4 separate regions of the Homo sapiens genome follow, and all the other regions are linked to region 1. Evidence: chromatin loops called from intact Hi-C (ENCODE). Cell type or tissue: heart right ventricle. All regions are shown on one strand. Links, peaks and the distances in the headings refer to the core of each region. The heading gives the core; the rest is flanking DNA. Region 1 has its middle 45 kb from the start of CPMER. Region 2 overlaps MN1 (MN1 proto-oncogene, transcriptional regulator). Region 3 overlaps MN1 (MN1 proto-oncogene, transcriptional regulator). Region 4 has its middle 12 kb from the start of CPMER.

What was found. Peaks named below come from ENCODE experiments on the same cell type or tissue, not always from the same donor. Only the 100,000 strongest peaks of a DNase experiment are listed, where the experiment ranks them.
Region 2: a loop joins it to region 1, with 2.2 times the contacts of the local background. A loop is called at or near these places in 10 of 110 quality-filtered maps.
Region 3: a loop joins it to region 1, with 2.4 times the contacts of the local background. A loop is called at or near these places in 17 of 110 quality-filtered maps.
Region 4: a loop joins it to region 1, with 17 times the contacts of the local background. A loop is called at or near these places in 20 of 110 quality-filtered maps.

Annotation. Positions count from the first base shown.
Region 1 is chr22:27,667,761-27,672,760 of GRCh38, forward strand. No RefSeq gene overlaps it. Among named protein-coding and RNA genes, the nearest start is that of CPMER, 45 kb to the right of the region's middle. RefSeq lists enhancers at 1-195, 1,572-1,866, 1,672-1,966. In heart right ventricle, for the core only: no CTCF peak of the experiment used is centred there; DNase peaks (open chromatin) are centred at 1,881, 2,462 and 3,111; H3K27ac peaks cover 3,879 bases.
Region 2 is chr22:27,777,974-27,786,204 of GRCh38, forward strand. All of the region lies in intron 1 of MN1 (MN1 proto-oncogene, transcriptional regulator), which reads right to left. Among named protein-coding and RNA genes, the nearest start is that of MN1, 20 kb to the right of the region's middle. RefSeq lists enhancers at 1,956-2,582, 7,424-7,951. In heart right ventricle, for the core only: no CTCF peak of the experiment used is centred there; a DNase peak (open chromatin) is centred at 4,365; H3K27ac peaks cover 3,667 bases.
Region 3 is chr22:27,789,810-27,798,040 of GRCh38, forward strand. MN1 (MN1 proto-oncogene, transcriptional regulator) reads right to left here. Exons shown (of 2, transcript NM_002430.3): 1 at 6,954-8,231. Among named protein-coding and RNA genes, the nearest start is that of MN1, 7.8 kb to the right of the region's middle. RefSeq lists an enhancer at 1,085-2,061. In heart right ventricle, for the core only: a CTCF peak has its summit at 4,688; no DNase peak of the experiment used is centred there; H3K4me3 peaks cover 4,598 bases; H3K27ac peaks cover 2,947 bases; H3K27me3 peaks cover 473 bases.
Region 4 is chr22:27,722,827-27,731,057 of GRCh38, forward strand. No RefSeq gene overlaps it. Among named protein-coding and RNA genes, the nearest start is that of CPMER, 12 kb to the left of the region's middle. In heart right ventricle, for the core only: no CTCF peak of the experiment used is centred there; a DNase peak (open chromatin) is centred at 3,995; H3K27ac peaks cover 2,903 bases.

The DNA of each region.
Region 1 (5,000 bases), core at 1-5,000:
GAATAACAATTAGACATGAGCAAGCATTGGAAGGGGGTGCAGAATATAGGGGGTTCTGGAATTGGAGTGAGAATACCAGGATATTTCACTTCTCTGAGCTTCAGCTTTCTCCTCTGCAGAATGGGCATGAATCAGGGCCAACTTTACGGCCATGAGATCTCTGCAGTTGCACAGAGCCCGGCGCTCAGAAAGGCTCCAAGCTGGGTTTATGTTTTGCTGTTACCGTCTTGAAATTCTTTGTGTGTGTGTGTGTGTGTGTGTGTGTGTGTGTGTGTGTGTGTGTGGCAGAGTCTTCCTCTGTTGCCCAAGCTAGAGTACAGTGGCGTGATCTCGGCTCACTGCAACTTCTGCCTCGCAGGTTCAAGTGATTCTCCTGCCTCAGCCTCCCAAGTAGCTGGGATTACAGGCATGCGCCACCACACCCAGCTAATTTTTGTATTTTTAGTAGAGACAAGGTTTCGCCATGTTGGCCAGGCTGGTCTTGAACTCCTGACCTCATGTGATCTGCCCACCTCAGCCTCCCAAAGTGCTGGGTTTACAGATGTGAGCCATCATGCCCGGCCACCATCTTGAAATTCTTAATTTCTGCACCTATCTATGTTTTGTAAGTGAAGCCCAGTGGGGCAGTGAAGCATGCAGGTGAGCAGAAGAGACTCACGGAAGAAGGGCAAACATTTCCTATTTTAGTACCTTTACTGTACATTTTTCCTGCCTTTTAAACAAGGAGGACTGCAGTTTTGTTTCACACGGCAGCCTGCAAATTTTGTTGCCACCCTAAGCATGATGATACCTCCTGGGCCAGGCTGGGCACCTCAGAGACTCTCAGAGAGTGGCTGGCCCCACCAGTCAGGGGCTCCATCTCTCCCTTTGTAGGTTCCTCTCCTCCACTGGAACCCGGGACGGTTCTCCTGGATGACACCCCTCCTCTTCCTGCCACATTTAGACAGGTTCCAAGCCCCTCCTTTCCACCTCCTTCTCGTCCCTGCCTCCATTTCTGCTCTAGTTTCATCGCCCCAGTATTGCTCACCTAGAATTCCTGCCTCCTGCCAGAACCTCCCAGCCTTTACCCTGCCCTGCCCCCACCCACTCTCTTTACAAGGCTAAGCCCTGGTTCCCCAAGCTTCCACATGGGGCCACAACACCCCACTCTGGGCTCTAGACATTCCCTACCAACCACTGGCTGGTGGTTCCCATGTTCCACATGTCCTTCATTCCCCATGCCTTCCTAACAGCTCCTGTTTATTGAGCACCTACTGTGTGCCAGGACCCATGCTAAGCATCTTGCATGAATGAACTCATTTCATCCTCATAAGACCCCTATGACATAAACACTGTGAATATCTTCAACTTACAGGTGAGGAAACAGAGGCACAGAGTAGTTGATTCACTTGCTCTAAGTCACACAGCAAGTGCCAGAGAGGGCTTGGATCCCAGCAGACTGGTACCCACACCCTTAACCATCACAGAACTTCTCCTCTGTACCTTTGTCCAAGTCAGTGCTTTCTCTAGGTATGTTCTTCCCTGATGGACTTAGTCCACTCTTCAGAGTCCAGAAATATTTGCCAAGTCAGTGAGTGACCAGATGATTTTGTCCCTCGCTTGCTGTGCAGCTTTGAGTGGGTCACTTCCCCTCTCTGGGCTTCCATTTCCTCTTGCATCCAAAGAGAGTGAGCTGAGACCCACTCAGTAGGCAAAGTGAGGCCTCAGACCCACTGGGATTGGCTGCAGCTGCTGTGAGACAGTGAGACAGAGGGAGCCGCCCCATGGGGCCCAGGTTATATCTGGGCCATGACTAAGCGTGCCCAGCCCTAGACCATCTGTCTGTCCACATCCGTCACTGTGAGGAGGGGCCAGGGGGCCACGTCCCTTAGCTCCAGACCCACATGACACCTCCTCTCAAAAGGGCAGAGCCCGGCCTGGAGCTGGGTGGCACATGATGCCTACTCCTCCTGCACTCAACCGCCTCACCCCTGCACTGCAGGACTCACACCCTTCCTTCCTGGGCAGAAACAGCCCAGAGGAGCCTGGGCTGATCCCAGCGCACCCTCGGCCATGACCTTGGGAAAATCCTCTGTGCAGCCAGCAAGCAGATAGCCATTGTCCCACTAATCCGAATAACCGATGCCAGGCTCTGTGCAGATCATCTCCTTGAACTTGCCCATCCCCTCCTCCAGGCAGTCTGCCCAGATAGCTGCTGCCTCAGGCTGATTTAGGGACCTTCTATGGGCTCCTCCACGGCCTGTGCACGTGAGGGGAGTCCTCATATTAGATCCGTTTTACAGAGGGGCAAACTGAGACATGGAGAGGATCAGGACTAGCCCAAGATCACACAGCCCCAGGTGGTAGCCGCCTGGCCCCAGAGGCTGTGGGTTTAAATCATTGAGCATTCCTGCCTACCTGTGCCAGGCACCGAGGGGCATGGGGACAGTAGTGACCAAGGGCAAACTCAACGCCCACCCTGGTGAGGCTTCCATGAGCAAGTGCATACATTCAAGGGACCACCTGTCATTCTTGCTTGCCACATCAAAGGGCGCAGCCTGGGATCCCAGCCTCGTTCTGCCCCACCCCCTCAATGCTTGGCAAACACCCGACTGCATCACTCCTTCCAAGGTCAAGCTGTGTGGACCTTGGGCAAGTCACTTGACCTCTCTGGGCTGTCTTTTTCTTAGTCATCAATATGCCTTGCAAGTCAAATCAACCATATGACTTACTTGGCTGGAACCTCCAAACTATCCATAGAGGTTGACAGATGATCCCCATCATCCAAATGAGGAAACTGAGGCTCAGAGAGGAGGGAGCTGCTTGCCCAAAGTCAGGAAGTGCCTTAAGGGGATGGCAGAGGATGTGGGTGTCCACGGGGGCATAGGTGCTTCCTGCCCAGAGCCAGGGGGTTGGGATCAGCCAGGAGGTGATGGTAACCCCTCCCCTTCCCCAGCCTGCTTCTTTCTGCCCCTTCCCCACCTTCCCCCTTCCCCCTTCCCCCTCCTGAGGTCTCCAAACAAAGCTGCCTTTATCTGGACTGTAGCTGCATTCCTCAGTGACACATGAGGACAAAGGCGGGGGCCACCGGCAGCGACAGGAAAGCCCTACCGCCCCAAGCCAGTTTACAGCCTTCCCACGCCCCGCCCCCACCCGCAGGGCCTCCCCGGGGCCTCCAGGCCTGGCCCGGGGGAGCTCTGGGAGGAAGTTTTCCCCAGGACCCTGCCTCTCTTGCCCCACCGGAGCCTGGCTGTTTGTCCTGGGGAGGAGGCTGAGCTTCTGCAGCCTGGATCCAACCCCAGCTCCGCCCTGGGCCCCATACACACTGCGGGGCCTAGGTGAGTCTCTGAATCTCCAGGCCTCTGCTTCCTGGTCTGTAAAACAGGAGTGGATTTCCGGAGGGGCTTAGTGAGATCATGCAGGAGGCAGCTGGGCACATCGAGAAGGCCACCATGATTGTTGATGGTGGTAGTCTTATTGGTTTTCCATTTCCAGCCATTTTTGAGCCCCTTTCAGTTCCTGAGAGTGCTGCTGTCACCCCAGAGGATTGCACATGCTGTTCCCTCTGCCGGGAACACTTACCATCCCTTGCTTCCTCCCCTGGCTAACTCCTGCAGGTGTCTTCCTAAACATCCCCTCCTCCAGGCAGCCTGCCCAGATAGCTGCTGCCTCGAGCTGATTTAGGACCTTCTATGGGCTCCTCCATGGCCTGTGCATCTCCATCACACAATATCTTGAGTGAACACTGCCTGGGGATCACAGACAGTGACCAGGAGAGATGGGGAGGAGAAACAAAGGAAGTGGGGCTGGGCACCTACTGTGTGCCAGACCTGTGCTAAGCATTTCTCTCTCATCCAGGGTGTTGGGAACCCTCCCAACAACCCTCCAAAGCCAGCTTTATCATTCCATTTAAAACATAAGGAAGCTGAGGCATACGCCTGAGACTCAAGCCTAGGTCTGTTAAATTTCAGAGCCTGGACTGAACACTGCCTGCTGATAGCGGTCACCCCACCAGGCTCAAAGCCCCTTAAGGGCAAAACCAGGGTGGTTTTGTTCTCTGCTGTATACTCATTGCCTGGCACTGGGCCTGGCCTCGCTCACCCATTGCTGATGGGATGGGTTGGTGGGTGAAGTAGCAAGTGGGTGTACAGGGCCCTTTTTTTTTTCTCTTGCTAGACCAGGGAGGGAAGGAGGAAGGAAGGGAGGAAGGAAGGGAGGGAGGAAGGAAGGGAGGGAAGAAGAAAGAAAGGGAGGGAGCAGGGAGGGAGGAAGGAAGGAAGGAGGGAGGGAAGGAAGGGAGGAAGGAAGAAAGACAGGAGGAAGGGAGAGAGGAAGGGAGGGAGGGAGAGAAAGAGGGAAGGAAGGGAGGGAGGGAAGGAAGGGGAGGGGAGGGGGGAGGGGAGGGGGAGGGGAGTGGGGGTGGGTTAGGCGAGAGAAGAAGGGGCCGGGCATGGTGGCTCATGCCTGTAATCCCAGCACTTTGGGAGGCCGAGGTGGGCGGATCACGAGGTCAGGAGATCCAGACCATCCTGGCTAACAGTCTCTACTAAAAATACAAAAAATTAGCTGGGCGTGGTGGCGGGCACCTGTAGTCCCAGCTACTCGGGAGGCTGAGGCAGGAGGATGGCGTGAACTCGGGAGGCAGAGCTTGCAGTGAGCCGAGATCGCACCACTGCACCCCAGCCTGGGCAACAGAGCGAGACTCCGACTCAAAAAAAAAAAGAAATAGGGGTCTCTGAAGCCAGAGCTGGCCCCCTAATCCCACGTCATCTAGGAGTGGAGGCTGGGGCTGCAAGAACAGGATAAGGCCTTAGAGGTTCAAAAAAATAAGAAATGCAGTAGCCTCTCCCCTCCCCCACCCCACCCTGGCCCAGCTCTCCCAGAAGAATGAGCACCATTCTGACAGCCAGGGCCTCCAAACCAGATCTGCACAGTTTGGTGTCCAGATATCGCTAATGACCCACTCATCTCATTTCCATGTTTGTCCCTGGAGCACCTACTGTGAACCAGGCAGGATAGAA
Region 2 (8,231 bases), core at 1,633-6,632, 110 kb after region 1:
AGCTACCAGGGATTCCTACCCACCAGGCACAGCTTTTAAGGGCTACACATGGTTTGTCTGGTAACTGCCCGTGGAGAACCCGTCACCATATATATGCAGAGTAGAAGGTGTGATTAATGCGCTCTTAAATATTATTAGCATTGTTGCCGTGATTTTGAGGAGTTTCCCAACACTAACGAGGGACTGATTTTTCCAGCCCTACACAAACAGGGAATCTAAGAAGTGGGTATATGGGGCCAGGGTATTTAAAACTCTAAGGAGTTCCAGAAAATGCACAATTTTTGTCTCAGATTCATTTTCTCACTGGTTGGCGTTGTAACACATCTAGCCGTTGAGGGAATTTCTGCCAGCTGCCGCGGCCACTTTCTCTTTCCTGAACGGCACCCAAGACCACCCTCCTAAATTCCGCAGGCAAATCTCTCACTGCCCACTGGAGAATGAGCCATCCCACAGGGGGACGCCCACTCCTCTCCACTTCATGCAACGTGTCATCCCCCTCCCCTCACAGGTTCCCGATGCTTCCTGTGCAGGAGGAGAAGCATCTGTATTTATGCCAAGGCTTAGTGACGTCTGCAATGTGCCAGACGCTGGGCGGAGTGCTTTTCATTATCTGTCTTAATCCTCGCCACGACCCCGTTTAACCCAAAAGACAGATGAGGAAACTGAGGCCCGGGGCAGTAAGGAGATCAGTCCAGTGGAAGGCCACAGGCCTGGCTTCCTGCACTGTCCTCCTCCCCGAGGTCTGGGACGTAAAATCTGACTCCAATGCCTAGCCATCAGGTGACTAATGGAGGAAATGTGAGCATCCTCGTGTAGCCCACCACAGTCAGGTGGGCCCTGATGTCTGTAACAAGCCTCACTCGGGTAGGACAGTGGCTGAAGCCCAGACCACAGCGGCCCAGGCAAATGCAACCTACGAAAGCAGAAGCTGGCTAAGACCAGTGTTCTCAAGGATAAGGGAGGAAGAAATGAGGTGGGCGGGGCTGGGACAAGGAATTCCCATACAGGGGCATCCCTTCCTTCCCTACCCACCCCTGCAGAGATGGGGGTGAAGATCCCTGACCCCGAACCAGCCCCATCTGGGTCCATCCCGGTCCCTCTGCAGGAAATCCTCATCACCCCTCCTACACCTCAGGGGCCAAAGGCAGCAGGGTGCCAGGGTGACCATGATGAATGCTGTCTCTGGATGGGGTCCTCACCCCCTAGGCCTGGGACCAGGATAGGATGCACTCCTGCAACAAAGCACCTGTGCTCCCTGGCACTCAGCAGGTACCAGCTATACCGGCAGGCGCTTCCTCCTCACTGGGGTCCTAGGAGATGCCAGAATTGAGCCACTGGATAGAATAGCTGACTGAGGATCAGTGAGGCAGCACGGCCTTGCCCCAATCACATCCCGGCCCCCAGGCTAGGGGTTCGAACCACTGTCCCGTCACCTGTGGGGAACAAATGGGAAGACCTAAACAGCCAACGGCATGACCTGGTGACGGCCATGAGGAGGCAAGACACAGAGTTGGTTTTTATCTCCAGCATCTGTTGGTAGGAAATACAGCTCCTCATCTCCGTGCCCATAAGTGGTTCTAAGCACGGGCTCAGAAAGGCCTGGATATGAATCCACACTGCACCCCTGGGCAGGTCACTTGGCCTCTCTGGGACTCAGTTTTCTCATCTGTAAAATGGGGCTTGGCATGATGGGTGTTTAATAACTGTAGCTTGTTAGGATTCCTTTGCCACTCAGGGAGTTGGGCAGGAATGCAAAAGAAAAGCTGCCAGAAAGTGAACGCCAGGCCTGGGTCACCCAGGGGCCCAGGCCTCCACACCTCCTCGGGCTGGCCCCAGCTGGGCCTGTGCCTTCCTGTCGGGGTGACCTCTGCAAGGCCTGGAGAACAATGCCTGGGGGAAGGAGGAAACAGAGTCTCCCTGGACCAGGACATAAATTGTGGCCTGCCCAGCTCAGGGAGCCACTGACATGCCCCATGCCCTCCCACCTGTGGTAGGCTGAACCCTTACCTTAGGACCCCAGCACCCTGTCCTAGGGGACAGCCTAACTTGCCCTAACCTATGGCCCAGGGGCTCCAAACCAGAAGGAAAGTTTCTGCCATCTCAGAAAGGGCCAGAACATAGGGAAGGGAAACAGACATTTTCTCAGACACCTTGGGCTCAGATGAAGCACCGTTCAATGCACATCTACTATGTGCCGTCAGATCCCAGCCTGTCTGTGCTCCACACCCTCCCCTGGCTCCCGGCCACACTTTAGAATGGACTCCAAACTGCTAATCTGACCGTGCCTACAAGCCCCGAGCAGTCGGGCCCCTGCCTGCCTGAACTGTCTCTCCCCTCTCACCAGCAATGCCTTTTTCCTAAAATAGGCCCACTCCCCGTCCTGCCTTAGGACCTGCCCTCACTGTCCCCTTGCCCAACCCACTTCCTGCAGAGCTTGATACAGCTGGCTCCAGGGTGCCGGAGCCCATTGTTAAATATTCAGGAATTTTGCAATCCGGCTGACAGCTGACATCACTTTGGTGGCTTGAAATTAGGAGTATTTACACCACGGGAATCAGCAGATGCTGCATATCAGAGCATTTATTTTTCTCTCCCCCTACCCCAGAGAGCCAGGTGTTTAAAAGTAGAATCACCAGAACACTAGTGGCTGGCTCCTCGTCATCACTCAGGGATTCTACTTCACTGTCACTGCCTCTCAGAGACCTTCCTGGTGGCCCAGACTAGGAACTCTCACGCACATCCCCTCTTCTAATTCTCTGCGTTCTTCTTTGTTGTCTGTCATTCTGGCCCCTCCCCTAGAATGTAAACTCCATGAAGGCAGGGCATTTGTCTTTCTCCCCACTGCATCCCACCACTTAGAACAGCATCGCCATGTGGTTAAGTGCTTGGGAGTGTTTGTTGAATGAATAAATATGCCAGCCCTCTTGAATATAGACTATACTGCCTAGAAAGTTTTGAGTATTTTTTTTTTCTTTGAGACAAGGTCTCACTTTGTTGCCCAGGCAGGAGTGCAGTGGCGTGATCACAACTGACTGCAGCCTCAACCTCCCAAGCTCAGATGATCCTCCCACCTCAGCCTCCCAGGTAGCTGGGACTACAGGTGTGCGCCACCATGGCCAGCTAATTTTTTGTGTTTTTTGTAGAGACAGGGTCTCACTTGTTGCCCAGGCTGGTCTCGAACTCCTGGGCTCAAGTGATCCAGCAGCCTTGGCCTCCCAAAGTGCTGGGATTACAAGCATGAGCTACCATGCCCAGCCCTGAGTATTATTTTGAACCTAACCTCAATCACTCACTGTAGTTCAGAGTTTCTCAATCTTAGCGCTATTCACATTTGGGCCTGGAAAGGAGAGTAGTGAGGCCTGTCCTGTGCATTGTAGGACATTGAACAGCATCCCTGGCCTCCACCCATCAGGGACCCATAGCATTCTTCCTCCCTGCAGCCACGACAACCAAAGATCTCTCTAGACATTGCCAAGTATGCCCTGGGGGGGGCAATATTGCCCCAGGGTGAAGAGCATTCCCACTACCCTGTGGGAAGGGTGTTACTCTTCCCAGTTTGTAGCCAGGGACACTGAGGCCCAGAGAGGAACTGGACATGTCCAAGAGTCCCACATGGGAACAGAATAGCTACCTTCTGGCTGACACCAAAGCCCATGCTCTCACCAACCTGTCCAGATGCTCAGGCCCCACAGCAACCCTCTGAGAGGGTCCCAAGAATTATACCTATGTAACAGGTGAGGAAACTGAGGCTCAGAGAGGTGAATCACCTGCCCAGAGTCACACAGCACACGAGTGGCAGAGCCAGGATTCGATCCCAGGCTTGTCTGCCTCCTAAACCCTCCCACTATCTCCTGGGGCAGGGACGCTCATTCACTCTCAAGCTCTCTCTCTCTCTCTCTCTTGCTCTTGCTATCTCTGTTCAGCCCGAGCCTGCCAGGTTCCTGAGGCCCCACCTGAGTTGCCAGACGCAGGGGTTTAATTTTTCTATTGCTGGCTCCCAGACTGTTTATGGTTGACTCGGGCTCCTGGCAAAATGATCAGGGGCCGCGGACCAGCTCATCTCATGGATTCCCTCCACAAGAAGGCTGACCATTACTCACACATATCAGGGAACTATTCCTTGGGGGGCACAGGGAGAGCTGTCGGGTGGTAAAAAATACCTTGGCGCTACCATCCCACTGCTAGGAACACGTGCCCGATGGTGGCAGGCTGTGACCAGACCACAGGGTCTGAATGCCCCGAACAAGGAGAAGGTCTGCACATATAATCCTCCCCTCCCTTCCCCGGCCCCACACCGGCCCAATAGTGAGGCCTGAAATTGCTGACGCAGGGGCAGTGGGTCCCAGCCCGGCCCCGCCCTATGACATTGTGACATTTACTGAGCAAGTCCCCAGTGCCAGGCCCGGGGCTAAGTGCCTGAAGTACAGCCTGGCATCGTTTCCCCTCCAGCCGGCACCACTTGCAAGCCAATCTGTGCCTTTCATTTCTTCATCCCTAAGATGGGACAAACAATAGCGACAATGCCACCATGCACTTCCTAGGTTCACTGATGCCCTATATACGAACCACCTGGTATATAGTCAGTGCTCAGTAAAATCTGGTGCTGGCATATAGTACTTTCTCTGTGTTAAGCAGGCTTCTGAGTATCAACTCATATATATATTAACTTGCTGAATCCTTCTAGCCCCATGAGGCGGGAACTATTATTATTCTCTTTCACCGATGAGGAAATGAAGGAACAGAAAGATTAAGTAACCTGCCCAAGGACACACAGCCAGGAACTGGAATTGCTGGGGTTTGAACCCAGGTAGTCTGGCTTCAAAGCCTGTGCCCTTAGTCACATAATTATAATGCTAGCTAAAACATACTATTTGGTCCTCACAATATTTCTGTGAGGTACACACTTTTTTTTTCCTCTTGTCAATTTTATCTATGAGGAAAGAAAGCTGGGAGCAGTGAAGTGGCTTGTCTGAGATCACCCAGCTCGGAAGAATCAAAACGCCAGGGCTGAAACCCACAGCAACCATCTGACAGGCTATGGTGCTACTGCGGCTTCCCCAAGGTCAAGAATTCTCTCCTGCACGATGTCCACCTCCACAAGAGGAAGGGAACAAGGGTTGCCATCACCAACCACCAACCAGGGGATGTACGTCGTGCTGCTTTTTTTTTTTTTTTTCTTGAGACAGAGTCTTGCTCTGTTGCCCAGGCTGGAGTGCAGTGGTGTGATCTTGGCTCACTGCAACCTCCACCTCCAGAGTTCAAGCAATTCTCCTGCCTCAGCCTCCTGAGTAGCTGGGATTACAGACACCCACCACACCCCACTCATTTTTGTATTTTTAGTAGAGATGGGATTTTACCATGTTGGCCATGCTGGTCTCGAACTCCTGACCTCAGGTGATCCACTTGCCTCAGCTTCCCAAAGTGCTGGGATTACAGGCCTGAGACACCGTGCCCGGCCCTGTCATGGTGCTTTTTAAAAAGGCTTGGAAACCTCTAGTTTAAGACCCAGTTCTGGTCTGCACGAGGCTTAGCCAGATAAAATCAAATCCTAGCTCTCAGGTGAGGGCATTAAGGGGCAGGAAGGGAAGCCCAAGGCCAAAGGTCAACTATAGTCCTGTCCTGGCTCTGCGCCTGTGCTGTGTGACCTTGGCCAAGTTGCCTGCCCTCTCTGGGCTTTCGTTATCTCAACTGGAAAATGTTGTAGGGGAGGGGCACAAAAAACAGGAGAAGGTCTTTCCCATTCTAGAATTCTACCTAAACTTTCACATCAGTGCCATATTGATAGTGAAAAACCACAAGCTTGTGTTTTAGATGTTCACCTACTACAATGTCACAGGGTCTATCACTGTCAAGTCTGGACGTCTAAGCTGCCAAGGCGAGTCCGAATATCTCCACGTACACACACCCAGGCAGGGAAAACTGGGTCAGCAGACACTGGCCCATGGCGGCCAGTGCAACAAGCTCTCAAAGACTTTCCACGATGATGCCGCCGCAGGCTCCTGCTGGTCTGCCTGAAGTCAGCCTTCTAAGAAGTTCTGAATTTCCATTCCTCCCAAAATGGCCACAGAGGCCTTGGCAGAGAGCCGGCCCCTGAGAACTGCCCCTCAGAGGGTACTCGGGAGCTGGAAGCAGCCCCTTTCCCAGAAGTCGTATAAAGGGGAGCAGGACTGGGGACCCTGGATCTCCCCTGCAGTCATACAGAAGCCAGGAGCAGGGGATGCACCTAGGGGATCACAGGCACTCCCAGGGAGCAGGGAACTGAGCCTCCTCCCAGGCCAGGCCAGGCCTGAGTGCACACGGCTCAGATTTCAGGACCAGTTTCTCTGTTTGTTGAAACCGCCAAACACCCCCATATCCACCCAAAATGTGGGCAAACCCAGCCTTTCTCTCTATTTCAGCCTCAATGTGGATGGACTGTCAAAAAACACAACCGCCATTACCATCCGCTACACAATCTAATGTCAAAAATCTCAGACGCAGAGGAGGGAAGGTAGGGGCCTGCTGAGAACTAGGACACCAGTTTTTGCAGGCTTAAAAACAGATCAATTTTACTCTAAAGTTTAAAATGAAACATGCTCTTGTTTGGGGAAAGAATTTCATTAGGGGGAAAATATAATATAAAAATACCCATTTAGAAAGAATGTGCTATTAATTCTTAGCACTCTATGCAGAGGGGAAAATTGCATTTTTATCTAAATGGTTTTTCTGCATAAGCCATTTACAATATTCTTTGCCTGTCTGTAATAGGCCCTGCTACCATTAGTACTGGGACAACCAGGCTGAGGGCTGAAATCGCCCTCAAACACATTTAATACATAACCTCTGAAAATCTATTCCAACAGGGACCTTAGCGAACAGGCCGGCATTCCTTTTTTTAAGGAAGAAATAAATACTGCTGGGTTGTGGGTCGGGGGGAGTTGGGGAGTGGTGTGCTGATGCCGAAGGAAGGGACAAGATGGTTTAAGTTAAAAACAAATGGTATGAGTCCCTTTAGCCAGATGTAAAATTGCAATCGTTTTTTGGTTGGACGATTGCAACTATTTGATCGCCGGCATCTATATAGATGTGCGTGCTGGCATCCGCCACACACACACACACACACACACACACACACACACACACACGGGTTTCCATCAAACAAGCAAACAAGGAAAGGATGAAATTTGGGATATGAAAACAAACTATTTTTAAACGCTAAAGCAAACACACCAAGATAGTAATACTGCTATTTTCCCATTAAACCAAGTTTGTCTCAATTTGAAAAGCGAGAATAATCTAAACAATACTTCCAAACAAACTGCTCGGAGTCTGGGTGTTGTGGCCTCCGCCGTTCCTAACAACGGAAAAACCCCCTCTGTCGAGAAGCAAAAACACAGGCAGGGATGGGGCCGGCCGCTTCTCCACGTCCGGCCACGTCGCACCAAAGGAGTCCTCCCCCACATCTTACGCCTGGACGCCAAGACGTCTCAAACTTAAAAATGCAATACTTTTTCTTTTTTCCAAAAAGTTTTTTTAAAGTCTTCCAGCTCTTTCTCTCTTCGATTCCCAAAATAACTACTTACTTAATACCAAATGTTGGGGAACTAAATTAGTTCATTAAGGAAATGCAGGGGCCGTGATGGGCACCGAGCGTGGGGGCTCTTGCAACTTCGCTGCCATAAGCCAGAACGCCTCTGGCTGCTCTCTTCCGGCTTTACCTAGCCCATAAATTCTTCCTTTAAAACCAGGAGTCTAGAAATGTCATAATTATAGCTGATACAGGTAACAGGTGTGCCCCCCCCCCATGGCCCCTCCCAGCCCCACCACGGCCATCCAGACAAGCCTCTGGAAGATTTAGTGGTCTTGCCTGGGGTGTCGTAATTACCGGAAACGACTCCAGTTTTAAGGGTTAGATAAAGACCCTCTCCAAATTTAAGGCCAGACACCAATGTCCATTAGACTTTAACGGGCCCACATAAAAAAAGAAATTGTATCCTCATCTCTCCAAATGCCTGTTTCCTCAGCGCCTTCAGTTCATTTCAGGCTGGCTCAGCGCCGCAAAGACTCCGTCTGGCCCTCACTCTGCAAAGGCAAGGCCTTGGTGGGAACCGACGAGATGAGCGAGGAATTAAGCAAATGGTGGGGGGTGCCGAAAACACCATTTCTCAAAAACTGTTATGGCCGAACCCTGGCATTTTGATGGTTGTTTTTTGAGTGGAATTTTAGCCCATCTTCTGAAGGCAGAGAGACAG
Region 3 (8,231 bases), core at 2,284-7,283, 120 kb after region 1:
ACTATAAAGTTCTCTCTGCTCCGGCTTCTCAAGGAAGTGGTGATTATGAAATCCCACCAGCTTTCTCAGCCTAGAGAGAATGACAATTTGGGATGCTGTGGCTAGGACAAGTCCTGACTCAGGAGGTACCTAGGGTGCCAGTCCAATATGGTCTTGTCAGGCCCAAACTGGAAGCTATCGGGAACCCAGTTTCAACCCCTTGGATTTCAAGACTGGGAGAAACCCGTGGCCATTTCTCCCCTCTGTGCCCTTTTGGGCAAACACCGGGTTGGGAGCAGATACTTCACTGGCTGCTCAAACCTCGGAGGCTGCTGATTAAAATGAAGGCCGGCACACAAAGCGGGTCTCAGCATCCTATAATAATTACATCCCGAGAACATGATGCCTTTCAAAAGTCCCTCCCCACACAAGTAAATGAAACTTAACTCTGCTTCTCAATCCTGGTCACAAAATAAGTTTGGAGGTTTTGCCCCCTGAAGCGCACACTTGGCAGGGTATCATCTCACCCACGCTCTGCAAAGCGGCTGATCACCCAGGTGAGGCTGCATGCTGTCCTGTCATCGGAAGATGGCAGGAAATGACCAGGGCCACCTTCGTGCGGGGTGACCCATCGGGCACAATGTGCCAGGATCCCAGAACCATCTCTCCTTTTGAGGCCTGTTCACAGTTTCTCGGGGCCCTGGGTGGCTCTGAGCTGGGGACTGTGGCTGAGCTGTTCTGCATCAGGACACAGAGGGTCCCTGCAGGCAGGACCATGACTAATTTGAAAGCCCAGTGTCGTCTCCGCCACGTCGTTGGTACAAAAAGATTACAATAAAGGCTAGGAATTTCCATAAATGAGAAGCAGCGTCCGCTTCCCACAACTGGTGGGGGTAGGTGGGGGGGGAGTAAAGAAGGGGAGGGGGCACTGATTCAAAGATTCCTCTCCTGGCAGGAAACTGGTGTTAGCTGAACTCAGCCAGAGAGACACCTCCACGTACGCTCACGCACAAAACCCAGCGAGGGGCGACGTGCGTCTGCTACTGAAATACTCCAGATCAAAGTCACCCACAGCCCAGGAGGCCCGGGAGGCTGAGATTTCGTAATTAGGATCTTCAAAATCCTCCCTCTATTTTTAGGACTCACGCTCATTCAGTCCTTTACAGAATCAGAACCTGTCAGCTAAGGCCATTGAGACTGAAGGGTGAGCTCCTTTCCCCGCTCGCCTTCAGAAAGCAGATTAAGGGTAAACTGGAGGAGTGACTCCAGATTGGATGGAAATACACTCGGCCATGCATATGTATATATGCGGATGCTGGGATGGGGCGAGGGGGAGAGAGGGGGGCTTCTTCACACACTGAACTGCATGGGGCCCTGCTTTGCTCCCCTGAGATACAGACCCAGAGCTTCCACCCACCTCAGCTGTGCTCTTTCGAGCTGGCCCCCAGACCACTTCATTTGGCTCCAGTGTGTGTGAGAAGGCGAGGAGGCTTGAAAAATTTCCTCCAAATGTCCCTCTTCTCAATCACGCACTCATGTATACATCAACATCTCCACCAAGAGCGATCAAATCCCACACTCAAATCTGTCCACCCAAGACGCGCCTAAATATAGACACCATCCTAAAACAAACACATCGTCGGCAAGTCAAAATCCTGACTTGAGTCAAAATGATGAGGTTGGGCGATCCTGGCCCCTCCAGACCAGAGAACTGGGTGGAACAAGCAGCGGGTAGTGAGAAAAGGACAGAAGGTGAAACCACTGGTTGCAGCCCCCCACCCCCTCCGACAAACAGAGGACCGCTCTGGCATGAGAGGATTTGGTGTTTTTATGTTGCGGTGTGCTTGGGAGGCCTGCTTGCTCCCACACACTCCCCAGACATTTGATCCTATTATATAAAGCTACAGCCTTTTAATCTCTAAAAATAACCAAACAGAGGTAAATACAGTATTCCTTACCAAGAGTGTTTATCTCTCCTAAATGCTTTCGGCAAAGCTGATCACTCCCTGGGCAAAGAACACAATCCGACGTCATTGTCATTCAGGTGGAGAGAAACGGGTCACAAGTGATTCTGCTACATTTTCCAGCATAAAGTGAGTTTAGGAGATCCTGTGAAATCCCAGTGACCCACTCAAGTTGGCCCTTCCACAGTGGGAAGAATTTTCCTCCTCTAATTTCACCTGGTCCTGCCGGACTATTTATTAAAAATGTATATTTTATATCAGCACAGGGTATCAAGTAACTTCTTGGCAAGAGTAGCCGCATTTTCAAAACCTATTAAGATTCTTTGTGGAAATTTAAATACCTCTGTCAGGCAAACAAAATCATATCAGGAATCATAGAATTTCCTTGCTAGAAAGAGAAATTAGATTAACTAACTCTCACTCCTTTCCTAGAAACCTCAATAAACTAGAAGTACATTTCAATAGTTCCTTATTTCCGGTCTGAAGGGGCCTCACAAGAAATCTAAATGAATTTATATTAAAGAAAGCTATACTTGAGGAAAGCCCTTCAATCTATAAAAATTGCATATATATATATATATATATATATATATATATATGAATATATAAATATATTTTGCATATTAGAAAGCAATGGCTATTTAAAATCAAAACAGCCAGAAAACCCAGTGGTAGAAAACCATGACAAGTTCAACACTGCCAGCTTTCAGCCCCTTAAAACATCCTTGTCCTTTATTAATATTTAGTAGAAATGTATGATTGCAGATGTGTGTTAGGTTGGGGTTTTATGTCAGGAGGCGGGCAAAGTAGACAGGTTTATTACAGCCATGAAATATTAAACAAGCACCAAAGAACAGTAGTTTGATGTCCTGGGATATCCAGGGAGCAGGGAGGCCCAAACGTCAGCTGCACAAAGGGGGCCCTATCTGTTTACATTATCCCTTATTAACACCTGCGAAGTTTTGGGTTACATCTTCCGGAGGCGCAAAAGTCACATGAAGGCATACAACTCGTGCTGGGTAATTTCACAGGGAAACAGGATTGCAAAGCTCTTTGCCTTCCCCCAAACAAGTTCAAATGAGCCTTAAAAATTCTCTCAGGAAAACAGTGCTTTGCTCTGAGGCTAGGACCTACCTGCCCCCCCGCCCCAAGTCTGCCCTATGTCTAAAGAAATTCCATGTTCAAATCTTGCCTGCCTAGGATTGCTCAGTGCTGTTACTGTGTTCTGACTGCAACACTGAGAGAAGCATGAAATTCCAAAAATTTCTCTGGCATCACTGTAAAAATATCATACTTCCAAAAAGGGCAGGATTGCTTGCAGAGTGTGTACCGAGACTGCTCCCATTTCAATGTATGTGAAAGAGTACTTCAAGACTGCCCTGGGTTTCAAGATAGAGCTACCAGGGGAAAGGAGGTTTGGCAAAGATAAACGTATTACAGAATACGGTTAATTCAACTTTTGAAAATTGTAAGGGGCAGGAGGGGAGAAAACGTACTTTTTCCAACTTAATATGCATTATCTATAATCTATCATTATCTCTCCTCTCTGTGTTGAAATTCTTCCGTAGCCACACACCTATTACAAAGATAGGTGGATGAAGACTATACTTTCAGGGATCATTTCTATAGTGTGTTACAAAGATAGGCGGATGATTTTGCAAACTCTTTTTAAATCCATATAATTCTCACCAATTTAATTGATGTTTGAATAGGCCCAAACTCAGGCTGGGTTTTGTTTTTTGTTTTTTGTTTTTTTCCTTTCCACAATCTCACCCTTCCCCCACCACAACTTTGTACAAATAGAGCCTCATGCTCAGAGGTAAAGTTGCATTATATAAAAGTTGTTGGGTGGGTTGATTAAGAAGTCAAGAGAAGCATGATTTGGAGAGACTAGCTAGATTTCCTGGTTTAAAAAAATCATCATCCCATGTGATGTTGGCCTAGACTTTGCGAGAACGACAACTTGCCAGTCAAGTTCCCTCCCCTCCAAAGGACATCTCAAGCCCATAAGACAATCTGGGCACGTCCCAGTGGCTGCACGCCTTGTACAGTTCTGAAGACTTATTCGTTCCCTCCAATCCGAGCACGGATCATTTTGTTAAATACCGACTAGTATTTTGTCATTGGAGCGAAGAATTTCAGAAACGGTGTTAATATTTAATCACATTAGTACTGGCATGTTTTACGGCGTGACAAAATAAAATATCATTACAAAAATGGGCTTTGCCTGCAAGGGGAGTAGAAAAAAAAATGCTGGGGCTGGTACCTAGAGAAGGTCCATTCAAAGCCATTGGACACCACTGCTCAAGGCTAATGGGACCATGAGCATGTTTTTAAAGGAAAAGCAGAACATTTTGCTATGATTTTTTTTTCTGTCTCTATTTCGAAGTGGCACACTTCACTCTGATTTTCAGTGAGGGGACTCAGGGGCCTGTAGAAAGCTCTGTGTACCTATTTATACAACGTGTGCAGATGGAACTACAGGGTGTTATCATAATGAAAAGTTTAATCATCCTTATTTACTACCAGTAAGGGAGCAGGATTCAGATGCAGATACCTTATAAAGCCTTAACTAGCAACCCCAAGGCTACAGAAGCTTCGAGTGACCTCAATTCGCTGCTTTATCGAGGAAACTGTCCTTCCCACACCACAGAGTAGAAAACAAAGGAGGTCAAGTGGGTGTCCCTGCTGGTGCTTATAAGACAGCCAGCCCTGCTGGTCCCTGATGGAAGTCCCTGTCGCCCCGCATGCAGGGGAGGGCTTCCTTTAGCTTACAGGAGAAATCAACCCTAAAGTGACTAGCATCTGTTTCTAAAAAATATTTTCATTCATCTGACTGTGATGATGACACAAACAAAACATTTCTTTGGTGACATTTCTTCATTCACAGCCTGCATCTTCATCTCTAAAGGAAGGACTGGAAAGGGGATGGGGAGAGACAACTTCTAAAAATCTCATTAAAATGACCCTATACCTGTCCACCTAGTCTATGAAGGCCCTTTAAAAGACTTGAAGATGAAGTGCTACTGTTTTTCTTAAATGGATTCTTTAAATCAGGGTTGTTGTTTTTTTTTTTTTTAACTTTTCTCACCTCATTTTGGCCAATATGTTCTTAATTACTAGGAGTGGGAGGGGAGGATGAGAAGGGGAAGGGGGAGGGGCGGCTAGGCCAGGCCAGGCCAGGTAGAAGTGACAGGGGCTGAGATTTGTGCTAACCAGCTATCGATCGGGCCAGATCGAGATGTCGTGTACAAGAAAATAAAGGGGTGGGGGGAGCAAGCAGGAGGCTGTGTCCAACTCGATTTTAAAAAGGGGGGGAAAAAAGGGAGAAGAAGCTGAGGGTCCCAAACTAACCAATTTATGGCCTTGCCTGGGAGAAGCCTGGAGAATGCTGATGCTGGCCGCAGCGTCTGCTGTGCATGCTAAACACCCGGCTTCAAATGAGAGAGTGCGTCCCGGGCGTCCTGGGCTGGGCAGTAACCGCGGAACAAAGAGAAAAAGCAGAGAGGCCGCATTCATGAATTAGAAAACCTAAGCGGGAAAGCTACCCGGGATGCGCGCCTTGAAAGCCCCAAGTTCTGAACCACCCAACTCCCAGCCCACTCTCGCTTCCTCTCCTCTTGCCTCCCCCAGCCCCCATGCCATTCTCCTAAAACCTACCCTCACCTTAAATCCAGGGTCAAGACATGGCAGGATGTGGGGAGGATGAGGGAAACGAAGGCAGAGGAGGAAAGAACTGTAAAAGAGGGCAAGAATTGCACTGGGGGGGGACACATTTTCAAAAACAAGGTTAAAATGCCAGCCACTGGTTCCATGGTGATAGTCTGTCTAGGGAAACCAAGGGAATTCAACTATAGTTTAAAAGAAAGACATAGAAAGAAAGAAATGATGTTACCTGATTTTAAGAAGCCATTAGATATATATAGATACATATATAGACACACATACCTATATATACACCTATATATATACACACACACACACACACGCACTTTATATACAGACATTTTAAACCTCCATTCAGATAAAATAAATATCTACGGCAACCCAGTCATCCTTAGGTTAAAAAGAACTGTTATTACTTTAACTGGAATGGCAGCCCATTTACTAACCCCACCCCTCCCACCTTAAAGGCCTCCAGGCCTGGTGGGGAGGGGGTGCTTAGAATGCAAACGAAAGCTGGGACAGGACATCTGTCACCAAAGCCAAGCGAGATATTGACAAACACGGATCCTTTGTGTCTTAAGAGTATATATCCATATCCCCATACACAAATGATGTCCAAGCCGACCCCACCCCAGCACTCCCCCTCCCCAACCCCACCAAATGTCAAGGGGATGCGCCCTGAAAAGGTTCCCTGCCTCCTGCAACCCCCACAGGTCTCCCGTTTTTCAATGAAACTCTGATAGTTAAGAAGAGACAAAATAGCTATTCATTAGGAACAAATGTCAAATTAGGCGTTGCCTCTGAGTGATGCTGCCGACACCAGGGCTGGTAACTTTTTTTTCCTAAAAATGCTGGCACCTAAAAGAACTAGCGCTAGAGGCTGACTAACTAGGAAAAGGTGGGAGGCGTTAACACAACTTCCCAGGTGTCCTGCCAGGGAAGGCGGCACACAGCTGCTAAAAAGTGGAGCCAGCCTCAATGTTGAGGGTGGGGAGGGGTCTTAGTGTGAAAGGGAAGGGGCAATTCAGCTAAAACTGGGGGTGTGGGGGCGGCTGGGCGGGGTACTCTACAAGATTCCCAAAGGGCTGCCATCTAAGTTTTTGCCACCCTGTGGCACTAGAATCTACCTGGTAACATGTGGGGGGCTTGGGGGCAGTGTGTGTGGGGGGGTCTGTCCTCACAGCCCTTGGTGTAAGCAAAGGTGGGATAACCAGCTCCTAGTTGGGGATTAGGAGGGTTTGTGCCCTCCAAACCTCAAAGGACCCCAAAAGGCGAAGGCTAAGTCCTGCCCTGGGGATGGGGCGGGTCACCCGGGAAGTGAGAGGAAAACGAGTGTGCATATACCTTCTTTGCTGTTGGGGTTCTGGGGTTTGGCCTTCTCCCAGGGCGCCAACGTCTTGTCGTCGTCCGCGCTGTCCACCAGGGCCTTGTCAGCGGGCATGTACCAGGCAGCGCTGTGCTCTGCCATCAGCGAGTCCAGGTCAATGGTGCTCATGGCGCTCTTGACCGCCTCGGAGCAGCAGCTGCCCAGCTCGCTGTCGCCATTCTGCGCCCCTGAGGCCCCGACGGCGCACTCACCCTTCTTGCCACCCTTCAGCCCCAGAGGCTGGTCCTCGGAGATGCTGAACTGCTGCCTCTGTAGCTGGATCTGCGCCTGAAGGATCTCCAGGGGGTGGATCTCGTCGGGTGGCGGGGCGCCGCTGCTGCTCGTCGGGGTGCGGACCTGCTCCAGGCCCGGAGTGCCCGGATGGCCCGGGCCCCCACCGCCGCCGTAGCTGTCAGGGGTCGAGGTAGAGTTAGACATGATGCCCAGGCCGAGGGCGGGCGGGGGCGCCTTCGGTCCGTGTTCCCCGGCGCCTACCCCACGGGGAGGGAGTTTGGGCGAGCCGGTCACCAGGGGACTCCTGCTCGCTTTAACTAGTGCCTGGGGGTTGTCAGAGCTGGACGACACCTCGTCCTCATTGGCGTAGCTCGTGCTCACCTCGTCCGAGGCGAACTCACCCACGTTTGGCGAACTACTGTCCGACTTGGCCCCGCCGTCCAGGGACCCAATGAGGTCCGGCTGATCCCCCAGGAGCAACTCAGCCCCCTTCCCCCAGGATGGCGACGTGAGCGCCTTTTCGTGGGGCGTCGGTGCCCCGCGCGTCTCGCCTGCGGAGCTTCCCCCGACGGCTGCGCCTGACGCTTGCTGCTGCCCTGGGCTCACCCCAGGTGCGCCCCCGCTGTCCGGAGCCGCCGAGTACTTGTCAAAGAAGGTGCCAGGGCTCACGTGACCACTGTCCCTTTTTCTGCGACCCCGTCCCCGGCCGCCGCCCCCGGAGACCGGCTTGCCGTCATTCCCCGACGTGGATTCCAGGGTGTAGTTGGGGGAGAGGCTGGTGCCGTCCCCCTGGGCTGGAGGGTTGGGCGGCCCCGAGGCTTTGGAGCCGCTGCTACTGGTCCCGGACGGGCCTCCGGGTCCTGGGGCCCCAGGAGCAGTCCCTCCTGGGAAGTAATCCGAGCCCGGGTTGCCGGCCACTGCCGCGCCGTCGGTCTCGTTCTGGCTCAGTTTCCTCTTGCCCTCTGGCGGGTTCTTCTTGTTGAAGGTCACGTTGAGGTTGGGGGCCCCGAGGCTGGCGATCA
Region 4 (8,231 bases), core at 1,625-6,624, 57 kb after region 1:
TAGATTCCATCTTTTGATGGAAGGAGCTGCAAAGCCACATCATAAAGGGGCATAGATAAGAGAAGGAGTGGGTAAAGAGAAATTGAGGACTTTTCCAATCAGTTTAACACCACAGAGCCTACAAAGTAGAATTTCTGTGCACCAGCTTTGAAATAACACAGTCATTGTGGCTCTGCCATTTTCTAGCCACTTGGTATTTGGTAAGTCACTCAACCTCCCTAAGCCTCTACGTATTCATCTGCCAAATGGGAATAAAAATAGTGTCTACCTCATAGGACCATCATGAGAACTAAAAGAGACAACATGTTTGAAGTGATTGCCACCCTGTAGGTGCTCAATAAATCTTTGCTCTTCATCATCAATACCACCTGCACAGACTAGTAACATGGAGGTTGAAAACTGGACCTGAGTTTAAATTCTAGCTCTGTCATTTGTCAGCTGTGTGACCTGGAGTAAGCCCCTTGACCCTCTGCACCTCTATTCCCGTATCTGCAAAATGGAGAAAATAATAAACACTACCTCCAGGGGCACTGTAGGATTCAGTATAATAATTTCTAAGAGAAGCTCAGCTCAGTAGCTGGCACAGCATTGAGTTCTTGGGAAATTGACATGATTATGATTATTGACATCTGTAAATAGGAATACCCATCTCAAGAGTGGCTCTGAGGAACAACAAGGGTAATGAACCACACAGCACCTTGGAAGCCAGGAAAGGCTTGCATTTATCAATATGGTTTTAGTTGTATGAGACAGAAACACAAATCCAGTTAGTTTAAGCAAAACAGGAGTTGTTCTTAGCTCTTGTTACCAAAAATTCTGTGAGAAGGACAGGTGTGAGACAGGCTCCCAGGATGCCAACCTCATCTAGACATTGCCTTTGACTTCATCTGCCTCTCTTTTTACTGGTCACTTTCTTTTTTCCTTATCTTCACAGAGTGGGGGACACAGCCACAGACAGCTCAGGACTCATCTTCATGGAGGAAAAGGGGCTGCCTTCATCCAGCCCAAGGGCAAAAATCCCAGAGAAGAGCTCCGATTGGCCCACTAAGAGTCACATGACCATCTTTAGCCCAGTCACAGCAGTCAGAGAGTGGGATAGTATGATTGGCAGCCCCCAGCAGAAGCACTTATTGAGAAGAGGAAGAACAGATGCCTGGAAGGAAAGGACGGTTGTGGGATTGGTGGGGGTATATTCTGTGTAGATGAAACAAAAAGGCCTGCTTTTGATGCAGAACAGGTGAGCCCCAAAATTTGGGCTTAGCCTGGGAGGGTTCTTCCCTTTGCCTAGGAAAGAATTCAAGCACAAGCCAGTGGTGGTAAACAGCAGCTTTAATTGAAGTGTCAGTGTGCAGCAGCAGAGGTACTGCTCTTTGCAAAGCAGGGCTACCCCATAGGCAGTGTGCCCAGAGTAGCAGCTCAGAGACAGTCCTACAGTCATATTTATACCCACTTCTCATTACATGCAAATTAAGGAGCAGTTTATGCAGAAATTTCTAGGAAAAGGATGGTAACTTCTGAGTCGTTGGGTTGTTGTCATGGAAAGGGGCATAACTTCTAGGTGTTGCCATGGCAATGGTAAACTGAGATGGCACACTGGTGGGTGAGGGGAGTCTTGTGGAAAGCTGCTTCCATCCTGGCCCTGTTTTAGCTAGTCTTCAATTTGGTCCAGTGTCTGAGCCCCACCTCTGGAGTTGAGTTCTGCCTCCTACTTCAGTTTGGCTCTGTTCCATTCCCTCCAAATCTGCTTTCCCCATTTGACAGTAGAAACCCTTAAGGCTCAGCCAGGTCAAGAGACTCAGGTCACACGAAGTAGGAAAATGTAAAAATAACTTCTAAACTTCACTCTTGACACTATGTGATGCTGTGCCATTTGGAAGGGTCCCTTTTGCCTACGCAGCCCTGCTCTGCACGTCACCCAGCCTGGCCCAATTTCCCTGCATCTTGGTCTCTGTCCATGTGTCCTTGGCACACATATGGAATGAGCTATGGCATTCAGTTGCTCCCTCCCGGACCAGTTGCCACAGCCCGGTACTGCAGGCCCATTCAGCTGAGTCTTGGAGTTGTCAAACATCTCAGAAGCAGTCACCTACATATTTCAGGTCCAGCCAATGCAGCCTGCCTTTGTCCAGCACCATTTGCTGCATATTTCAAGAGAAATTAGATCCACATGACCAAATTCCTCCACACTCATCTCACTCAGGCCAGGGTTTGGCATGAAAGGGCTGTGGGCTGTGGAAAGGTTTCCCTCCCTCCTGCTTGGGACCAGAGCACAGCTACTGATGCGAAGGGGATGACAAGCCCCCAGCCGAAAGTGCAACCAGAGCCTTCAAAGGCTTAGCCCATAGGGTCAGAGCAGGACAAGGGCCTAGGAAGAGAGAAACCTGACATCTCAGCACCCTGGGCACAGGGGAAGGCTAGGGTACAGCCCTTCCCAGCTGCTGGCTGGAAACAGGATGCATGGAGTCCAGAGCTCAGTGCTCAGAAGTCAGGCCAGGCCAACCTGGCACCCCAGCCCCACTCTGCCACTCTGTAGCCAGGTGGCCATAGGCAAGCCTCAGTTTCCTCATGTGAAAAATGGGGATTAAAGTGGTGTCAATCCCACGGGAAAGTGGTCTCATAATGACATTGAGGTGAAGAATGCAAAAGTAAATGTCAGTTGGTACTATTATTATATTGTTACCACCATCATCATCACCTTCATCAGCACCATCACCATCATCATCATTAAAATCATCACCATCACCACCACCATTATCACCACCATCGTCATCACTATTTTCTTCACCATATGGTTACCATCATCATCACTATTACCATTATGCAAAACTTAGTGGTTAGGCCAGGTCTGATGACTTCATCACCACAACCACTGTCCTCCTGCAGATCACCATCATCTTTAGCCTGGAGTACTGATAGAATCCTGTAACTGCCTAGCTGCCTCTAGTGTCACTCCCTCCAAAACCCTTGCTTCTGCTCAAAGCCATTCCATCATCCATAGAGTAAAGCCCAGGCGCTTTCACGTGGCATCAGGGGACTTTCCCCTTGTGCCCCTTTCTGCCTTATCACTCACACCTACAGTCACATCAAGTGGTTCCCCTTTCTACAAAATGTGCCACGCTTCCCTATGTTTCCAGTACTATACACCAGCTGTTCCCGCCACACAGAATATTCTTCCCAGTTGCCTCTCAAGCTCCCAGTGACCTTTCAGGGTTCAGCTCAAATGGCTCCTCGACAAAACTCCACTCTATCCTAGCTGGACAGCATTGCCCGTAGAAGGCTCTGGACTTCTTTGTCAAAAAGGGAGACAAGCATGAGTTGGAGACAGGTGTAAAAGAGGTATCAGCACCAACAGGAGTCTTTCCCTGATGCCATGAGAGGAATTGGGAGGAAATAGCTGTCTCAATGGGGAATTCAAAATTATTTATCTCACGTCCCACTAAGGGGAATGCACCCAGCCCTTCAGGACGCACTGGCATGCATGATGTACCAGGGAGGGGCTCCACACAGAAGTCTACCTCCCCCACGATCCTCTCTGAGCAGAGCCAGCCCCACATTTGTAGGGGACGTGCCTGTTTTATGGCTGAAGTTATATAACTCATCCTTCTCTGAAGCAGACATTCTTAGTTCAAACCCTGACCCCACCCCTTCCCGTCTATTTGAAAGACTTAGTTTCCTTGGCTATACAATAGTTGGTTGTGCTCAAGGACCTCTGGGAACCCTTCCTGTCCTAAGCAGAGAGACAATAGCCTGTGAATCTGGCAGTCCTGTATTCCATCTGACAGATCCGTCCACCCTTAACGTGAGAATAGGAGTTACCCTGCAAGTGTGCTGGAAGTTCCAGCCCTCTGCTTGCTGTGAGCAGGCTCTGAGCCTCGGTGTCCCTAGCAGGGCAGATAATGGGCTTTCCTCTTGCACAGGACTCTTGTGAAGTCTGAATGGCTCTTTCTGAACATGGAGCCAGGCACAGGGGATGCCCCTGTAGCCCTAGTTGTGCATGACTCACGACTCTTATCCATTCCACAACAAGAGCCCAGCCCCAGTGGCCTCTGGCTGGGAGGGGGTTGGAGAGTGAGTTCAGGGAAGCTAGACGCCAGGAAGGGCCACACCCAGTGCCTATTGCTCTCCCCCAACCCCCCACACTCTTTTAAATCTGCAGCCTGCGTGACAGTGCATTTGGCTGGATCCTTAAAAAAATAATTTCAGAGAAAATGCAAATGACACAGGAAAACAAGTTGCAGATGGTGCGTGACTCCCACAAGAGCACCGCCCTGGCTCCTCCCGGGTCCTTCAGCAGCGCCCCTGTTGTCCACCCCCCACCAAGCTGACTTATGGTGTTCCTTAGGGTGGCCCAGGGGAGCCAGCCATGCGGGAAGGGCCCGGCCTCTTTCTTGAAAGGAAGAAAGGAGGGAGGGGGCGGAGCTGTCTACCACCTGCTGGCCGACCCTGCTTCAAGCCATCTCAGCTGCACACCTCCTGGGTGTCAGGCCCTGCCCTGGCGACACCACTAGGATTTGATCTGATCCCTCTGCCCCAGGAAGGAGGCAGATACCTTTAAACTTCAGTGCCTTAGGGAACTATGCTAAGGGAGGCTTGCCTGCTTCATTGATCCACCTCCTACCAGTCTTTCTTTTCTCCTTGTGCTCCAGTCACACTGGCCAACTTGTTGTTTCTTCACACACATCAAACTCTCCCTACCTCTAGGCCTTTGCACTTGGCTTCCTCTGCCTGGAAGGAGTTCTCAAATCCTTCCTCTTCCAAAGACCTTCTCTGATCACCCACTACATAGTAGTCCCACCCCATCATTCTTTATTAAAGCACACAGTTCGTGTCCTTCATAACTGTTTTTACAATTAATAACAATGTACTGGTTTGTGTTTCCTTGTCAATTGGTGGCAACAAGTCAGTGTATTCATCAGTGTTTCCCCAGGGTCTACCACGATGCCTAGAATATGAAGGTGCTCAAATATTTGTAGGAGGGAGAAATGAAATGTTCCTTGTTGGGTGCTTGAAAAAACAAAGAGGCATTTGAGCAGGGTTCTGAAGGATGTTTAGGAGTTCATAAGCAGGGGGGAAGGTAATGGAGGCAGATGAATAAAATGAATGAAATGGAGGCAGATGAATGAAAGAGCAGGGAAACTTGAGCATGCGGGCCTAAACATGAGGTTCAGGGCCCACAGGTGAGCTTCAAATGGCGTGGACTTAAGCCCAGCTCCCCCATTCACAATGATCCTGGGGTTGTAACTTCAGCTCCCTGAGCTCTGTTTCCTCATCTCTAAAACAATAGGGTTGGGTAAGGATTTGTAGAAAAGATACACGGGCTTGGCACACTACTGGACATATAGTCAGTGGGATAAACAAGGCAGCTGCTATTTTCATGCAGGGATTCAGCAGAGGGACTTCTAGGCCCCAGGCTAGGAGAGAGAGAGAAGGGAGGGAGGGAGGGTGGGAGAAAGAAGGAGACAGAGAGAGGAAGAGAGGGAAAGAGAGAAAGAGAGAGAGAGGTGGAGAGAAAGAAAGAAAGAAAGAGAAAAAGGGAGGGAGACAGAGAGAGAGAGAGAAAGAAAGAGAGAGAGAGAAAGAAAGAGAGAAAGAAAGAAGAAAAAGAAAAGAAAAAGAGAAAAGAAAAGAAAGAAAAACAGAAAAAGAGAAAGAAAGAAAAAAGAAAAAGAAGAAAGAAAGGAAGTAAGGAAGGAGAAAGAAAGAGAAAGAGAGAAAGAAAGAAAGAAAGAAAGAAAGAAAGAAAGAAAGAAAGAAAGAAAGAAAGAAAGAAAGAAAGAAAAGGAAAGGAAAGGAAAGGAAAGGAAAGGAAAGGAAAGGAAAGGAAAGGAAAGGAAAGGAAAGAAAAGAAACCTGAGACATCTAGGCCATCAGCAGGGCTGTGAGGAATTCCTTCAGCTTCATGCAGAGAGCCAAGTTCCAAGTCGAAATCGTGGCTGGGGGCCTGGGCCAAAGAACTGGGGGGATAGAATTTGGAGTCACATGACCCTTGAGCAATGCTTTGAGAGACTCTGGCTTAAACCTCCATCTTTGCCTTCACCTAGTCCTCAAGGTTCCAGGCTTTGGTAGTTTCTGCTGAAACTCTTTCAGCTGCCCTTTGCCCAGGCTGCAACCTCTTCCAGAAATGCCCTTTCTCCAGCTGTTGAAACTCCCAGCAAATTTGCAGCCATCTCCATGGCACTTCAGTCAGGCGCTAGCACTAATGCCCAACCCTCTGGCCACTTACAGGACAACCATAGTCCTGACGTTTGTCTCAGGGTCTGAAAGTTTCCAATCAGTGCACTTAGGCTAGGAATAGAGAATCCCATCCACCAAACTAGAAGTTCCTCAAGGAGTGGGATCAGGTTCGCCTTGCCCAGCACGCAGGAGGTGGTGGTCAGCTAATGTTTGTTGAATGAATAAATAAGCAAATGCTTGAACTGTAGAAGGCAGGGGAAATGAGCTTAACCCCACCTCTGCCTTCACCAATACCCCTTCCCCATGACGCAAATCTTATTTCCAATCCAATCAGGAGAAAACTGAGGTTCAGGGAGGTCCTAGTTTGGCCATCTCTGATCTCATCTGAGTCTGTCCCTTTCTGAGTCTGTTTCCCCATCTGTATGGGAAGTAGCACCCCTGGTGCAGGGCCAGCTTCATGAGTGTGTGACGGGGGCAGTCATAAGCCGGCTGTGTCTAAGACTAGGTGGGAGTGGTGACGTCCCCAGAAGGCCCCACTCTCCATGCACTTTTCCTTACCCTGAAGGCAGAAAGAGGCAATGATGTTCTAAGACACACAAAGGACCAATGTTTACTTAAAGGACTCATGTTTACTTCTGCAGGAAAAGAATGAAGGGAAGAGGAAGACAGAGCAACCCACAGTTCCTTCTTTCAGCCTTTCCTCACTCTTCAGTAAGCCAAAAGTAGAGAGTGTTAGTACAGTATGCATGTGGCAAGAAGTGAAATAAAAACAGTTGATTTGGTCAGGCTCAGTGGCTCACACCTGTAATCCCAGCACTTTGGGAGGTCAAGGCAGGAGGATCACTTGAGGCCAGGAGTTTGAGACTGGTCTGGGCAACATAGCAAGACACCCACCTGAACAAAAAATTTAAAAATTTAGCCCAGGTAGGGTAGCGTGTGCCCATAGTCGTAGCTACTCAGGAGGCTGAGGCAGGAGGATCTCTTGAGCCCAGGAGTTTAAGGCGGCAGTGAGCTAGGATAGCACCACTATACTCCAGCTGGGGTGACAGACCAAGGCAATGTCTCAAAATAACAATAACAATAATAATAGTAATAATAATAATAATAACAGTTGAGTTAGTTTTGAGCAGCGTTTCTGCCATTCTGGTAATAATGAAATGCCTGTGTGTGTGCAAGCTATAAATATGAATTTTGTCATTTCAGTGATTCCGCTTACAAGTTAAATGCTCTAATATTTGCGCTTAAAACAGGCATTGTATAATATAAAGATGAGTGGTAAAATTCATGCTAATAACTTATAAAAGTTTAATTTTTCTTTACTTAGAAGGATATTAAATAGCAAATAAAAAATGCCATGACAAGGCAAGAGAGAGAGACTACGGAAGAAAGGAAAAAGTCTTTATATTTTAGTACATTTCTTAATGCCATTTTTCTCTGCTTTTTGAACAAGGGGCCTGGAATTTTTTATTTGTTTTTCTTAGAGAAAAGGTCTCACTTTGTCGCCCAGACTGGAGTGATGTGGCACAATCATAGCTCACTGCAGCCTCCACTCCTGGCCTCAAGCCATCCTCTTGTCTCAACCTCCCAAGTAGCTGGGACTACAGGTGCACGCCGCCACGTGCAGCTAATTTTTCTATTCTATTATTTGTAGGGATGGAGTGTTGCTGTGTTGCCCAGGCTGGTCTTGAACACCTGCCCTTAAGCGATCCTCCTGCCTCAGCCTCTGAAAGTGACCCATGACAAATGTAATCCAAAAAGCCTGTGTTTTTATTTCGTACCAAGGCCTGCAAATGATGTGGCCAACCTGCCTTGAAATGGCAAGAAGCCCAGCCCAACCACATCTGAGCTCACAGCTCACAGCCCTTGATCCCCCACCCCCATGTGACACTGGCCTGGCCACCTCTCCACCTCCCCAGCACAAGAGGTCATCAGGCTCCAGGACGGAACAGTTGAGCGGTCGGGGAATCTCTCAACCTGGGATATGCCGCCTGCCTAGAAGACCTAATTCCAGAGTCTACATCCAGTGGGGTAAGTCAGAGGGTCTGGACAAGGGCCTG